4 separate regions of the Homo sapiens genome follow, and regions 1, 2 and 3 are each linked to region 4. Evidence: read pairs that join two places in POLR2A ChIA-PET (ENCODE). Cell type or tissue: GM12878. All regions are shown on one strand. Region 1 has its middle 48 kb from the start of IGLL5. Region 2 has its middle 41 kb from the start of IGLL5. Region 3 has its middle 55 kb from the start of IGLL5. Region 4 overlaps LOC105372948 (a long non-coding RNA gene).

The links. Peaks named below come from ENCODE experiments on the same cell type or tissue, not always from the same donor. Only the 100,000 strongest peaks of a DNase experiment are listed, where the experiment ranks them.
Region 1: POLR2A ChIA-PET joins it to region 4 with 13 read pairs; 3 of 35 experiments call an interaction of 5 or more read pairs at or near these places.
Region 2: POLR2A ChIA-PET joins it to region 4 with 11 read pairs; 3 of 35 experiments call an interaction of 5 or more read pairs at or near these places.
Region 3: POLR2A ChIA-PET joins it to region 4 with 22 read pairs; 5 of 35 experiments call an interaction of 5 or more read pairs at or near these places.

The regions. Positions count from the first base shown.
Region 1 is chr22:22,933,802-22,937,801 of GRCh38, forward strand. No RefSeq gene overlaps it. Among named protein-coding and RNA genes, the nearest start is that of IGLL5, 48 kb to the left of the region's middle. RefSeq lists a silencer at 397-486 and an enhancer at 1,657-2,036. In GM12878, a CTCF peak has its summit at 2,139; a DNase peak (open chromatin) is centred at 1,970; H3K4me3 peaks cover 805 bases; H3K27ac peaks cover 3,421 bases.
Region 2 is chr22:22,926,698-22,930,697 of GRCh38, forward strand. No RefSeq gene overlaps it. Among named protein-coding and RNA genes, the nearest start is that of IGLL5, 41 kb to the left of the region's middle. RefSeq lists enhancers at 1,808-1,857, 2,208-2,337, 2,588-2,647. In GM12878, no CTCF peak of the experiment used is centred here; a DNase peak (open chromatin) is centred at 2,164; H3K4me3 peaks cover 607 bases; H3K27ac peaks cover 3,024 bases.
Region 3 is chr22:22,941,268-22,945,267 of GRCh38, forward strand. No RefSeq gene overlaps it. Among named protein-coding and RNA genes, the nearest start is that of IGLL5, 55 kb to the left of the region's middle. RefSeq lists enhancers at 1-80, 1,721-1,810, 2,451-2,700. In GM12878, a CTCF peak has its summit at 1,663 (motif pointing left); a DNase peak (open chromatin) is centred at 1,614; H3K27ac peaks cover 2,860 bases.
Region 4 is chr22:22,848,525-22,852,524 of GRCh38, forward strand. The region is part of intron 2 of LOC105372948 (a long non-coding RNA gene); the gene reads right to left. It also overlaps IGL and the pseudogene IGLV3-6. Among named protein-coding and RNA genes, the nearest start is that of MIR650, 28 kb to the left of the region's middle. In GM12878, a CTCF peak has its summit at 35 (motif pointing right); a DNase peak (open chromatin) is centred at 1,531; H3K27ac peaks cover 1,141 bases.

The sequences.
Region 1 (4,000 bases), 85 kb after region 4:
ACTCTGTCCCCCACGTCACCTGGCCTGCCACCCTACTTAATACCCAGGAAGTCCTTGGAGTCTGTGCCACATGGATGGGCTCCAAGATGGACCAGGCTTCCAGGGGGGCAGGGAACAAGGGAGAAAAGAGGTCTGGGCCCTGCATAGGACACAGGTAGTGACCACCCGGTGGAGGAGAGGGAATGAGCAGAGGATGCTGGGAGCCAGGCCCAAGGCAGGGCCCTGCAGGGTGCACAGTTCTCTGGGTTGGACGGTGGACCAAGGCCATGAACATTCATGCTGGTCCAGGCCAGTGGACCAGAGTGCCCCAAGCCCCAGAGCTCTGCAGAGGGGCAGGGGCAGGGCCCAGAGAGAGCAAGGCCGAGAGTAGAGGCCCTAAACCTCAGGTCTGACCACATCTGCAACTCTACAGGTAGCTGCATCCTGTGTTGAGACGCTATTGAGTGGCCTTATCGTCCCGTACCATTTATAAAACACGTGGACACATGTTATCCACCTGAGCCACTCAGGGATTCTGTGAGGCCACAGCCAGAATCATGGTCCCATTTCACAGGTAGGAAAACTGAGGCCCAGAGCAGTTAGATCCCAAAAAGCCAGAGCCAGCTCTGTGGTGTCCTGACTTCCAGCCCAGGGCCTCCCATCTGACAAATGGAGAAACAGACCAGGAGAGAAAGGGATCTGCCCGAGCTCACATAGGCGCCCCTGTGTGGAGGGGCCCATGTAGAGGGGCCCATGTGGAGGGGACCTGTATGGAGGGTGGCATGTGGAGGGGCCCACGTGTGGAGGGGCCCATGTGTGGAGGGGCCCGTGTGGAGGGATCATGTGTGGAGGGGCCCGTGTGGAGGGATCATGTGTGGAGGGGCCCATGTGGAGGGGCCTGTGTGGAGAAATCATGTGTGGAGGGGCCCATGTGGAGGGGCCTGCGTGGAGGGGCCCGCGTGGAGGGATCATGTGTGAAGGGGCCCGCATGGAGGGGCCTGTCGGTAGGGTGCCAGGTAGAGGGGCCCATGTGGAGGGGATCTGTTGGAGGGTGCCTGTGTGGAGGGGGCCTGTGTGGAGGGGACCTGTGTGGAGGGGCCCGTGTGGAGGGCGCTGTGTGGTGGGACCCGTGTGGAGGAGCCTGCATGGAGAAGACCTGTATGGAGGGTGGCTGTGTGGACCACTGCCCTCTGCCAGAGACCAGATTGTTCACTTCCTCCACCATTCCACAGCTCCAGCCCCATTTCAGGGGTGCAGAAAAGAGGCCTGAAAGCAGCATGGATGAGAGTTAGGGCTACAGGCCCTGATGGCCATTCCTTCCCTGTGCCTTGGGAGATGCAAGGAAGGAGGGTGGCTGCAAAGGCCTGTGGGAGCCCAGAGCACTGTTCTTCCCAAAGGGGCATCTGCCCTGGGAGCCCAGACCTCAGTGTCAGACAGAGAAGGGGTCCCCCCACCATGCTCAGCCCTCATCAACCCTTGACCTTGAGCAATCTGCTTCTCTTCTGTAGCCCTCAGTTTCCTCATCTGCCCAAGGGGGTGATAAGAGTCCCTCCCCACAAGGTAGGTTTGCGGATTGAGATGATGCCTAAGCTGTGCCTGGCCTATGGGGACCCTCACCTACCCTCAGTCATTGCTCTTGCCTGGGCCTGCGGGTGACACTGTGTGAACCTGGGCAAATGCCTTTGCCTTCCTGGGCCCAGCCTTCCCTCTGGTCAAGGAGGAACTGGGTCAGGGACCCCGAGTGCCAGCCATTCAGGAAACCAGCAGATTCCTGGGTGAAGGGGTTGGCCAGGGAGGCCTGAGATGGGAGTAGGGTGGGGGCCAGGCCAAGGGATGGGGTTGGGGGATGCGCTTTCCCAGCTCTGGTGGCCCTGCCTGCAGCTGGCCACCCCTGGAAATCCCCAGGCTAAATTTAACCCCAAGTTGGCTGAAACCAGAACTCAGAGTGACAAAAGGAGAAAAATAAGAGGAAGAGAAACTGAGCTCATGGCCACCCGGGCATGGGATGAGTGACAAACAGGCCCAGGTGTGGCCCAGGAGGAGCATGGGGCAGTTTCAGGGCTGCTGCTGGATGTTTGTGCAGCTCACAGGTGGGGGCAGTAGAGCCTGCGCCCCACCCCACCCCCTCCTAGTCCAGCCCCTGGGCCTGATGCTGCCCCCTGGCTGCCTCCCCACACCCTGAGCTCCATCCTGGGTCCCAGGGTCCACCAGAAGGCATCTCAGAACCAGCCAGCAGTGGCCCTGATTGTCAGCAGGACCCCAGGGAGGGGGGTGGCCAGGACAGGGCTCTGAAGCCCCCACCCCAGGACCTTCCCTGGGCAGAACGAGTTGGTGAGGGAGTGATGAGCAACCACAGGCCTCCTAACTTCCCAAGCTGGCGATTCTGAGAGGCCTCAAGGCTGAGACACGGTTCAGCCTTTTAGGCCCTCCTGAACGTGTCCCCTGTCTCCACAGCCTGGGAATGCACTCTCTTTTGACCCAGAAATCCTGCTCATAAGAATTTATCATGGAGATGCCAGAGAGCCAGTGCATGTGGATGTTAGCCAGGGAGCTAACAGCAAAACGTGACAGAAAAGAGCCCGAGAGCAGATGCCAGCCTCACATCCACATCCCCAGATGGCCTTGGAGAAGGGCCATAGACAGATGTTCACAACAGGGCAAGAAGAAGTGAGGAAAGAAGTTCCCATCTTTGTGATAAGCCCATGATTTCATGCAGAAAAAGATCTGGAAGGCGCCATACCAACGCGCTAACAGGGCCTCTTGGGCAGTGCAGGATCAGAGACTTGCTTTGTATTCTTATTTAATTTTTCCTGTTTTCAGATTTTATAATCGGAGAACAAAACATTAAGCCAATTTAAGATGTAAGATCCTATAAAAATGCTGTATTCGATGATGCGAATGGCATCTGAAAAGCCTTGAACATATTATCCCAAAGAGGCCACCAGATAAGACGTGACCTGTGTGTGCATGAATCCCTGCATTTTTATCCATACCTAGATGCACATCCGTATCCACATCTATTCCCCGGGGCTACCGGTTGCGGGGGTAAACTGTAGGTAATATTGGTTTTCATTTTGTACATCTAACTTTTTTCATTTTTTGACAATCATTATACATTTATTATTATGAAAAATAGAAGGTTTTGTCACTTAAATCAACATGTTTATTCCAATTCACTTAACATTCAGCAAATATTTCTTGTGTGTCTGCTACACCCACAACAGTCAGGGTGCAGGGTTTGAGATTACACTGATGAGAAGACAGAGTGTTCTCTCTTGAGGAGTAGTACAATGGGGGATTATATGGAAGAGGTCACTACGATCCTAACATGGATTCGCATCCTGTATGTCTTAGGTGCTGCCCAAAGCCCGAAATTGTCTCACAGCTCCAGCCAGCTCAGAGGCAGGAAGCCCAGGGAAAGTTGCTGAGTCATAAAAATGGAAAGAGAGGGCATTCCAGGGGGGATGAGTACCTAGCAGCCGACATTTAGCAAAGAGGATTGGAAAATGAACCCCCCCTTAAAATACAGTTAAACACAGAGGAGGGAGCAACTGCAAACAAAAAGTTTAAGCGATTTCTGCAAAGAGCAATAAAAGCCATAGAGCAGCTTGGGACAAGGTCAGGTCAGGATGAGCAGAAGTTGGGAAGGAAAGAAGGAAGCCAGGATGGACTTGGAGAGTTTTTACCAGTTCCTCAGGCAGGAAGAATTGTATGGTAGGTCAGAGCATATTTCTAGGAAGACCTCGGTTGACAAATTTCTCTGCCACTGAGAGATGACAATTTACCTTGGTAGCTAATCTCTCTCCTCATGTTCCCATCTATTTGATATTGATTTAATATGAGTAGCTACCTCCCATGTGTATAATAGGAAATGTATGGGAGAATGCATATTAATTCCTGAATAGAATATCTGGTTCCATGAATGATGGAAGTTGGTTTAGAATTTATTATTGGAAACTCACCCTGCACTACCTATAGTTGGTTTATTTTAATTATACTTATATTCATTATATAGTAACTC
Region 2 (4,000 bases), 78 kb after region 4:
GGAGCAGTGACCAGCCCATGGTGACCCCGGCCCCATCCAGGTACTAGGCCACTGGCCACCAATCAACTATGGTTTCCCAAGCACCCATATGTGCCCAGCCTGGGCTTGGGACCCAGACCTAGTCCTGCCTGGCCCACTGCAGCAGTAATGGTGGGCTCTTCCTGGAGAGAACCTGGACCACAGTCTCTCTGCCTCAACATCTCAGTATGAAGGGCCAGAGACCCTCCTGATGGTCACCTTAGGAGCACAAATGTGGTCCTGCCAGGAAGAAGTAATAAAATGTGAATGCTGCCTTCCTCTGGCTGCCCCTCCCTCTCTCCTGCCTTTTACAAGTGGTAATCAAGGGCTCCTGGCCTCCACGGTCCCCTCCCTTCCTGCCTCAAGCCCAGCAGTCTCACCACCACCCCATCACAGCCCCAGTGGCCTGCACGTGGCTCAATCCAATGGTCCCCTCACTGTCCTCCTTCTGTTGACCTCAGGATGGGCTTGGCAACTCACATCATTCTCGTCATCTTGAAGCCCCTCACCCACCCACCCCCACCCCCACCCCCCGCCAAGGTCCTCTCTTCTATGGTCCCCTCCCACTTTGTTCTGCTGCTGCCCCATCAGGGCCACCGGCAGCTAGCACCCTTGGTGACTCTTTCTTTCACTGTGTGATTCATGAACTACCGGAATGTAAAAGGGTTCCTTGCTCCTTCCCCGGCCCCAGCCCTCAGCCCAGTGGTGCCTCAGGCTTGATGGCTGCCCAGGGCTGCTGACCACGCTCTCCTGGTGCCGCCCTGCCCAGCACCGATCTGGGACACCACGGGAGCCTGGAAGCAGGGGCTGCACCCCTCACGTCCTCCGATGTTCAGCCAGGTGCTGGGCTGGGTATCACTGAGCCCCTCGATGGCCACTGCTCGACAGTGGAACTGCTCCCGGCTCTGCTGAAGATGCTACCTCACCTGCCACCTGGCCCAGGGCCACTTCCAGGGAAACCCTGCACTGGCGTCTGTCCTCTCTATGTCATGGGATCCCAAACCACCCCAGGAGGCACGTGTCCATGTCCCGCACACCTTACAGATGAGGAGACGGAGATTCGGAGACCAGCAGCCTGCCCGAGTCCCACAGCTGCCCAGGGCTGCACAGATGGTGGGCACTGGGACTCTGATCCAAGGTCAACCCAGAGCCAGCCCCTTCCCTAAGGCGTGCAGAGGAGGCTGAGCCTGCCCAGGTCCTGCAGGTGTTCAGGGCAGCACAGTGGTTGCCCAGGCCCCTGACCTAGGCCACCCTTCCATCCTGAGGCCGTGCCTGGGCAAGGCCAAGAGATGGTGCTGAGTGCATGAACCCCCTTGTGGCTCTGTGGGATGGGCAGACCTGGGCTCCTCATTCTCTGTTGACTCAGTGGGTGAAAGAGGCAGGCAGGAGGGCAGCCATGGGGGTGCCCTCTGAGTCTACAAAGCAGAGCCAGGACAGGTGTTCATGTGCCCATTTCACAGATGAGAGGACTGAGGCTCCGATGGGAGGGGTGATGACCCACCTAGGGTCACACAGTAGGTTACCGGCTGACCCATGCCCGCCTCTTTTCATGACTCCTCGGCCCTAAGGGCTTTTCATTCATTCATTCATCCATTCATTTGTTCAGACTCACTCATTCATTCATTCAACAAACTCTCAGCTGTGGGCCAGGGGCTGGTGTATGCAGCCCAGGACCACCTGCCCTAGAGGAGCTCACAAGCTTGGAGAACGACATGGAGACACCACTGCCCCCACCCTGTCAAGTCTCCAAGGTTGGCACTCTGCCCAGGGAGTGTCTGGGGCAGCAGGAGCATCTCCCCACACTCAGGAAAAGATTTAACTGAAAGAACCATCTGAGAGAGCCCCAGCTGTGATCCTTGGGCCACAGTGGGAACATCACAGTCCCTCACTGACCCTCACAGTGACCCTGAGGCCTAAAGCTGCCATTGCCCACCTCACAGAGGGGACGTGAACCATGATGGATGCACCAGCGCTGCCCAGGCTCCACCCAGTTCAGGAGTAGCCGAGTTGGGCCTTAGCCCACGCCTGTCTTCACATGCCACTGTGTCTAGCTCAGACCGGGGCCAGCCCCTCACGAGTGATGGCCTCATGACACCGAAGGAGGGTTGGTCTGTGCTGGGGGAACCCCTCAAGGTATAGGGAAGAGTGTCACAGTGGGGGATGGGGTGAGAGGAACTCGTCCTGGCCCTGGCCCTGCTTAGCTGCAGCCTGGGCTGAGGGAGGTGTTCTGAGTCAGATCAGGGAGGGGCCCTGTGGCTTCCTCTACAGCAAAGCCAGAGCCCAGAATAGCCTGGGAGGGGGTGCAGGGGCCCTGCTGGAGGAGAGGGGGGTGGCTGCTCAGGGCCCTGCGGGAGGAAAGGACTGGGAGCTACTATGAACTGAGTGGGTGACTCTCCCATCAGGCCCAGCCTCCTGTGGGGCCTGCAAAGCCACCAAGAGAGTGTCCCCAGCCAGGCCTGGACAAAGGCACCATTACCCTTCAACCCCCATATTCACTGAATCCAGGGGCAAGAAGGGGGACATCGACACTCACCTGGGAACAAGCAAACCAGCTCAGATGCCCCATAACGAGGCCACCAGATCCCAGGCAAGCCCCCATTCCTCAACACAAAGGTCCAAAATCAAGTTTCCAGCCAACTAGAACATGCGAATTTTGGGGACATAGAGGAAATAATCACCATCCACTCGCAATGCCCACTGCTAATGACACAGCACAATGCTGAGGATGTTGCTCCTCCCTCCCGACATGTCATCCTCTTCTCCAGAGTCTCTGTCACACCAGGGCCAGGTTCTGGATTCCCCACCCACCCCGCCTGCAGGACACGAGTCCTTGATGTTGACCCCACACCCTGGGCTCCATCCCTGACCTAAGGACCAGCTTCTACGGCCCTGAAAGAGTCGTGTGTCATGACTTGACACTGGTCCTCTTCCCTGTGCTGAATGAGACGTGAAGGAAAAATGACCCCAAATCTGCCCAGGATCCCCTGCGCCACACGTGAGATGCTCCAGTTCCCTCGGGGATTCAGAAGCATCCCTAGCTGGCATCAACGGAGGCCGGGAAGACTAGGTCTTTTCCCAAAATGCTTAGTTATGCAAACACCTCAAAAGGCACCCGTACCTCTTGTAACAACCCAAGCGTGAGGACTCCCTCTTTCTGGGGTGATCTGGGGAAACTGCTCTCCTACATGGTCATCTTGAGGATTGCAGATGGGCCACGGAAATGTCAACACAGTGACATCAGCAGGGGCAGTAGGGTCAGGATCAGGGTCAGTCTTTGTCACTTGGTCACTTGGGACCACATCAAACCTGACCCTGTTTGGCCAGTAATTTCACAAGGGTGGTCTCCCCAGGAAACACGTGGGCTGGGCAAGGTCTGAGGGGAGGGGGATGACCTGCATCCTGCATTTTCCAGGACATTCCCAGTTTGTGCCACTGACTCTGGAAGCTGAGGTGGATGCTAGAGCAGTGTCCAGCCCCTGGTGACCCTTAGCCCCATCCAGGTCCCCAGACCACTGGCCACCAATCAGCTGCAGTTTCCCAGGTGCCTATGTGTACCCAGCCTCAGCTCGGGACCCAGGCCTGGCCGTGCCTGGCCCATTGTAGCAGTAATGGTGGGCTCTGCCCAGAGACCCAGGCCTGGGCTGCCTCCAGGACCCCCACCCACATCTATCAGAGAGACTCGTGAAGTTATTAATAGTGCCCCTTCCACTCCCAGGAACATCCCAGTTTAAACAACAAATTTTGGTTGCCCAAGCTCAGAGTAACTGTTTGCTAAATGACTGAATGACGTTCTTCATAATGGCTAATAATGAGGGGGAGGAAGCCAAGCCCAGCCACCTAGCACTATGGTAAGCAGTGCTGGACATTACAATGGGGGCCAGGGGCCAGGAGAGCCTCACTAGGGGCCACATCCAGGCAGTCACCATGACATTCCTGGTCCCCTGCCTGGAGCCCCTAGAAATGAGCTCACTCAGGCCCAGCT
Region 3 (4,000 bases), 93 kb after region 4:
ACCCATGAGGGTGTGGAAGGAGAGGCATCCACAGGAACTGGGCTCCCACCTGCCCCACCTGACCCCAGCTCTACACTGAGAATAGGAAAGATAGAGGGGCCCCCAGGGCCTCCTCCAAACTCCCCAGAGCATCCACTGTGAGGTGACCTGAACCAGGCCCCAAGCTCCCTCCTCAGGGAGGCCTCAGACTCCTCCACCTCCGCAGCCTCCACCGTGGCTGCTCTGTGTCTCTCTCTGGCAGCACCAACCACCCCCACTGCTACTGACACCACCATTGGAGAAGGCTCAGGGCTATGAGTTCAGCCTCTGGCTGCTCTGGAGATCTAGGGAGGCAGGAGGGCTGCAAGTGGGGGCTGGGAGAGCTATTCCAGGTCAGGGGTCTGTGGGCTGGAGTCTGTGAGGTGTGCACATGTGGGGCTGAGGGATGGCTGGAGAGGCCCTGTTGGTGGCCACTGTCTCCACCTTCAGAGCCCAGGAAGGAGATTTGGCCCCTCCTGCATCAGATAATCCCTAGCTCCTTAGTTCCCAAGTCTTCAGTCCCCAGCCTGGCTCTCCTGGGGTGGCTGCCCTTGCTGTGGGAGGCTGGGGGGATCTTCAGCCCAGCACCTCCAGCAGCAGGGCCTGGTGCCCCCAGCTCTGCACTGGCCCAGGTCTCAGATCCTGGGCTGTCAGCCCCTCATGGGTCCCAGGTGCCCAGCCCAGCTGCCCCAGGAGGCAGGGGGGTCTGGGGGACACCAAAAGAGTCTTAGAGAATGGACCTCACCACTCAGCCACACAGAAAAACTGAGGCCCAGAGGGGACAAAGGACTTGTCATGGGTCCAGCTGTGAGCCTGGCTGCCAGTCTTAAGGCCCAGTGCTCCCCCACAGGATGCTGTCACACACACTTGGCCCTGATGAGGTCCCCTCTTAGCTGGGATCCAGCCCCATGACCAGCACCCCGAGGCTGCAAAGGGTGCTGGGCTCCAGCACCCCAAGACTCCACATTGACCACTCTGAGCAGAGGAGCCCTTGGGTCTTTGGGGAGGTTAGAGAGCTGGCACCCCCACCCCAGTCTACCCGGCCCCGGGGTTCCTCTCTGGATAGGGGGCCCCAGTGCAGTTCACACAGGCCCTGCACGTGTTCCTTCCTCAGGGCATGCGTGGCTGAAGCTTGCTCAACACTAAACATCCCAGCCCAGTTTATTGAATGTGAGGGATACGCAGGGTCTGAGCAGAGCAGCCATCCCCTCCTGCCTCCCCTCCTTCCAGCGCTAGAGCCAGAGTGACTCCACTGTCCTGTGCCCACCCCCAGACCAAGGAGCCTCAGGACCACTCTTGGGGCAGGGAGCTCGAGGCTATAGGAAGATTGCCCCAGAGCAGGATGGCTGAGTGTTCAGGAGTCCAGCCATGTGGTAACCGTGCACTGCAGTGTCACCTGAACAGGGATGTCACCACGTGAAGGCATCCCAGCTGCATCCTTGGCTGACATATCCTAACTGTGCCTGTACAAGGGGCTCCACACACACACACATCCACACACACACACACACACAGTCACACTTACATACCCATTCATGCTCACACATTTATCCACACACATTCATACTCATTCACACACACACACGCATTCACACACTCACACCCACTCACATGCACTGGCCAGAGCCAGAGTCGATAGCGCCCTCTAGTGGCCACTGTTGTCCCTTCTCTAGAAGGTCTCTGTCTTATCAGTCACAACCCCCAGGAGTCTTCATCCGGAAATCCCAGGATGCACAAGTCTGGCAAGATCATTATCTCCTTTCACAGAGAGGGATGTGACCTGGCCAAGGTCCCTCATCAGGAAAGTGGTACAGCCCTCCCCTCCACCCACCACCAATGGTCCGGGTACTCAGATTCCGAATAACTCCAGCTCCTGAGGCCCTGTCAGAGCCCAGAGGCTGGGCCCTCTCCCAAGGGAGGGGCTGGAGCAGAGGATCTGGGGGCCCTTGTACACCCACCTGTCACATACACAGGGTGCACGGTCCCCCGGGAGGGAAGAAGACACCTTGGGGGAGAGGAATTTCCAGGCCAGAGAGTCCCAGAAACGGCTCTCCTCTGTGCCAGGTGGGACGGGGTATAGGAGGGGAGGGCCTGCCTGGGCTTTAGGAAAACACAGAAATGCCAAGAACATTGACACACAGCAGTAACAAATGCTAGCCTGCTGTCAACTATCACAGGCTTTTACTGAGAGGAAAATACAACTGATCAGGTTAGATTCCCCTCCGTTTCCCTCCCCCTTTTCCCTGAGAGAAACCCAGTGCTGCTCACTCCACATGCAGCCATTCAACAGCTCTGGATGTGGCTTTATGCCCAGGGGACCCAGTGGTGGCCTCGGGGGCCAAGCCCTGGAACCAAGTGCCATTGGGTGACATAGGCCTGGAACAAACACCACGTGATGCTGTCATTTGTGATGTGATGAGTTCTTTACGAAAAAGACAGGGTCAAACGGGAGACTGTGACAACTGCTGGTTTAGCTGGATGGTCAGGAAGGGACACCCCTGAGTCAATGAGGGGACCGGCCAGTTGTGGAGGTGCCTGGGGAGGAGCGCTCCTGGCGGCAGAAACAGCAAGTGCGAAGGCCTTGGGGTGAGACTCTGCTGACGAATTGCAGAAACAGCAAGGAGGCCATGTGGCCAGATCCAAGAAGAGAGGAGGGGTGAGGGAGGGAAGGGGTAGAGGGAGCTGGGTTGCAGGCGGGGGTGGGGGTTCCTTGGGGCCTTACAGACCATGCTGAGCAGTTTGCATTTGTTCTCAGTTTTCAAATGCACCTGAACAACATCATGTGGAACCTGTCACGCTCCTTCTAACTTGCTACATGTATATCTCTAGTACTAGGAGATGCAACTAGATAAATAAGACAGAGCTCCATGGTTCAACATACAAATAGACGCTGGTCCCGGCCCATCCCCAGTGGATGGACATCTGGGCTGTCTGGGTTATTCATTCACAAACACAGGCCAGTGAGCCCCTGCATGTCCCCGTGCATACATCATGCCTCCCAAGGACACACACTCACCCTGTAACTAGAGGGACACACGTCTATATTTGGGTTTACTATGAACTGAGTTCTCCCCAGAGCAGCCAGACTAATGCACAGCCCAGCAGGGCCACCATCTCATGCCCCACAACCACACCCTGCCTTGGAACTGTGGACGATTGGGATGTTCCTATCCCCAGAGAGCACAGACATCTGGCACCAAATGAGAACCAGGTAAAGCCCAAGGGCGAGGCCCAGCCCGCCGGGCGTCACTCGAAGGTCACCAGACCCTGCCACCCTGATGCCCATTCTGCTCCTGCCTCGTTGACCTTGGCCTCCCTGAGCCTCAGTTTCCCCATGGTTTTATTCAGAGGTTGCAGTCCTGGTCCCTACTCTTTTGAGTCTGCACAGACTGGGGCCCTTCCCAGCACTGCTAGCATGGGGGCAGAGACCCTTGGTGGCCGAGGAGGGTGAAGTGGGCCACCGGAGCCGGGATGGGATTGCAGGACAAGAGGGGGCCACCGGGTTGGGTAGTGCGACCCCCGGAAAGCACAGGGAGCTGTGCCCCTCCACAGGATTCCCGCCCTCAGAGCCCCTCCCCTCTGTGCCCCAGAGCAGAAGCTGAGCCTGGGCTGTGTCCATGGTAGAGGAAATGCTCCCTCCATTGGGAACAGCGTGGCCGGCTTCTGGGCTTGGGGAAGGAGAGGGAGAATTCTGGGCGGGCGATAGAGGGGCCCAGGTTCCCTCTGGTCATGACCTTGAAGTTGCCCAGGTGACCAGGAAGGAGGAGGGTGCTCCTCTCTGTCAAGAAGATCTGAGCTTCTCTTCCCTAGAATCAGCTACTCTTCTATCCCCCTAAAAATGTACAGGAATTTTGCACGTTGAATGAATGGATAGTTTACTAACCAGTTTGGGAAGAATTGACACCTTTCAATCCATGAATATCCTCTGTCTTTCCCATTAGTATACTTTAATAATTCTCAAGAAAGTTGTACAATTTTCCCC
Region 4 (4,000 bases):
GAGAAGGCAAGTGCCTGGGCTCTGTCTTTTCCACCAGCAGAGGGCAGCAGAGCTGCAGCCAGAAGAGAGGCTGGGGCTGCCCAGGAGGAGCCTATGAAGGAGGCCAGCCTTTGTGGGGGGTGGTCAACAGGTGTTCAAGGGATCAGTCCTCACTTTGGAAGTTTGGTATAGTCCCTCCTGTCACCTGGGGCTGCAGTGTTCATATTCTGAGGGTCAGACACACAGCATCACCCAGGATACTGACAGGGGCCCAGGCACAGTGACGGCCTCAGCTGGGAAACACAACTGGAGGCACCTGGGCCCTGGTGTCAGCCTGGGCAGCTCCCATAGGGCTAGGATTTCCTAAGAGACGCTCCGAGGTCAAGGTGCTCTAGGAGGGGGAACAGTGTGAGGGGACAGGGCTCCCGGGGCTCAAGCCCTTCACCCAGGATGGCTGCCTGAGCCTCCTGCCATTCTAAGGGTCTCATTCCTCCGTGTCCAGCAGCATCCTGGGGAGCTGAGCCCTCTACACTTGGCACTTCCAGAGACACCCTACCACCCCCTCCCTCTCCCTCTCCTTCCAGCTCCAGGCCGACTCTGACTCAGAGGCAGCTCCTATGCTCAGGGGATTCTCAGGTGGGTGGCGTGGGACATTTGGGATCCTGGTCCCTGGATGGGGCATTCCCAGCCTCCTTGCGGAGATGCTCTCCAGAGGGAAGGGAATGTTCACCTGCCTCAGGCCACAGCTCTGACCATGGGACTATCCTGGGCTCAGTGACAAGATCTGTCTGGCTGGAGGGACCAGGGATCCCCCACCCTCCAGAGCTCATGGGTGTTCAGAGACCACGACGCTGGAACCCTCACAGAGACCAAATAACCTAAAGTTAGTTTCTCAGTCAGGTCTGGGTTTCTGGTGCTTTTTACACATTTATATGAAACACTGATGAGAAAAAATAAAGAATCAAAGAGCAGAGGATGGCAATTTCTAGTCTATTAGAGAGATGGGGGGTGTCATACAAGGAGCAACTCAGGTGAGAAACGAGACTAGACTGTGTAATGAATCCACATGAGTTGTGGCTGCTCAAAGGACCAAACCATGGTAATGGAAATCAAGTTTAGGATATAAGTATCCTAAAGACACAGAACCACATTCTAATTAAACTACCAGGACAGGACCAAGTGAGTCTGGGAAACCCAGAGCTGACTTGGAGGAGGAGGAAGATGATGGGTTCCTGGCCCACCTGCTGCTGAGTCAGGTGTCATTGATGATCTCTCAGCACGGCCCAGCTCAGCCCCATGGCCAGGCTCCTGGAAGGTCCACAGCCCTGCTGAGCCTGGCCTAGGACACAGCACAGGCCAGGATGGTATAAAACAGTGGTCATGTGGCCAAACTCCAGGAGGTGACTGTGATCACAGGCCTTCAAGGATGGAGTCTGATCTTCTGACCAGAGAAGCAGATAAAGTGAGCTGGGACCCACTTCTTCTTCCTCAGTCTGCTGTGCTTCCCACAGAGCTGGTTTGAGTGACATCCTTCAGTGAGGAGTCCCAGAGGATGCCGATTTGCATCAAACACTCACTGCCTCAAACGGCCTGAGAGGCAATAAGAGAGAGCTGGTGAGCCCAGCTGTGCTGTGGGCTCAGGAGGCAGAGCTCTGGGTGTCTCACCATGGCCTGGATCCCTCTCCTGCTCCCCCTCCTCACTCTCTGCACAGGTGCTGCCCCCAAGCCCTTCCTTCAGGCTCAGAACCCATAGGATCCTGAGCTGGGCCTGCCCAAACATGAGTTCATCCCAGGCACAACCTCAGGGTGGGACCCCCTGGGAACAGATTCATCATTTACAAGCCTCCTCTCCTGTCCTCTCTTGCAAGCTCCTATGAGCTTACACAGCCACCCTCAGTGTCAGTGTCACCAGGACAGGCAGCCATGATCACCTGCTCTTGAGATAACCTCAAAGATGAGTATGTTTACTGGTTCTGGCAGAAGCCAGACCAGGCCCATACTGGTGATATATGAAGGCAGCAAGCGGCCCTCAGGAATTTCTGATTTTCTGAGTCCAGCTCAGGGAACATGGCCACCCTGACCATCAGCAGGGCTCAGACTGAGGACGAGGCTGACTATTACTGTCACAGGTACAATAGAAACAGTGATGAGCCCACAGTGACACAGGCAGATTAGGAAGTGAGACACAAACCCCTTCCCAATCTGTGTCACCCTCTTTCTCCAGCCCCAGGATGGCTGTGGACAAAGCCATGAGCAGGGCTGGTCCAGTTCACCCAGTTCTGTGACCCCCAGGCTGCTCTTCCCTCCAGCCCTCCAGGCAGGTTGTGAAGAGGGTGAGTTAAGAAGAGATTTGAGGCTGTGTGACAGGCTATCCTGGGGTTTTTCTGGCCAAGGATAAAGCTGGTGAAAGAGAGCCTGAATGGACGGGCAGACAGAGTGGCCCATGCACGTAGTGGCAAAAGACCTGGGTTTCCACATGCCAGCCCTTCAGGCAGGCTCTGCAGAGAGTGGGTTAGGAGGAGATTTGAGGCTGTGTGGACAGGCTGTTTTGGGGTTTTCTAACCCAGGATAAAGCTGGTGAAAGAGGGCCTGGATGAAAGGACACACAAAGCGTATCTTTCATCTAGTGGTAAAGGATGTGAGTTCCATATGGTGAAGCCTGGGTCACCCCTTGGCCCAGACGTCCTAGGTTAGTCCTCAGCATTTCCCTAGCACTTAAGTTCCTGAATCTCCTGGCAGCCTTATATTCAAAACGGTGTAAGCTGGAGTGGACGCTGTGGGGTCCACCTAGACTCCACGTTAAGGTCGACCCACACACTCTCAGAGCCTACGAGTGGATACCCATGCTGTGGGGCACATGTCACCTGACAGAGTGGCTGACCACCCCTGATCTCTTCTTTCTGACCACTTGGGTGTTTGGCACTATGTCCATCATGGACACTCTATGGGCTATTAACCTATGATTCAAAGTTTCTTCTGTGTGGTGCCCGTGCCCAAAGACCACCCACAGGCTTCTGCCCATACTCCACTTCCCCCATTTCCAAGTTTTTCTCTTGCAGTCCCTGGAACACCTGCCCAGGTCATTTCCCACTGCCCTAAGCCCCTATCTGCCCTGGCATCCGGCCACTCACCTTTCCTCACAAAATGAATGACCAGGCGCCATGCCCTCATGCAGGAAAGATGTCCCCTCTCCATTGTCTCTTAATGCCACCCCTTAGTACACCCATATAGTGCAGCTGTGCTCTACTTCATGGTGATCCAGTTCATTGCTGGGCTACTCTGGAAATTTTTGCTCCATCAGCTGAGCAGAGGGACTGCTACCCACACAACGTAAGTGTAAACCCAGGGAGCAGTGCTAGAGCAAGAGAGATGCAAACTTGGCTGTGGACCACCCACAGGTTACTCAGCTCTGGGGCCCTGCTCCTGCTCCATCCTAGCTGTGTCACATCTGTCTCACCAGGGATCGCTGCTGGGGTCTGCCTGAGCACACGACGGGGGAATCTGGCAGTTCTGGCTGCTTGGTCACTGAATGTCCGATGCTGTCCTGTATCTACCAGGGAACAAGAGCACATGGGGAGAGTTGTTTTCCAAATGAATATAATTCTCTCTTGTGGATGACATGGAATTGTTCCAAATCCCATGGGATTGGAATCCCATTGGGAAAATCTCATGGGATTTTCCCATGAGAGATTGCGTAAACATGAGTTTTCAGTTCCTATCATAAATTCTTCCATTCCTATCACCAATTCTGTGACTATGGTAGAGTCTGCTGGATTCTGTGGTCCCAACAGCAGGACACTCATACCCCTGCCTGAACCTGGTGCAGAACCTCCCTGCTCTGGGCTCCAAAACAGTGGGCGATGTTCATGGCTCCTGATATATGAGTTGGAGCCACATCCCCAAGGGTTAAATATGCTGCCTCTAGACACCAGAATGACCTTAAAGCTTTGTGTTTCTTTCTGGTGGGAATTGTAAGATCTAATAACGTGCTCTTTATTTTGTGAGAGATACTAAGCTGCTC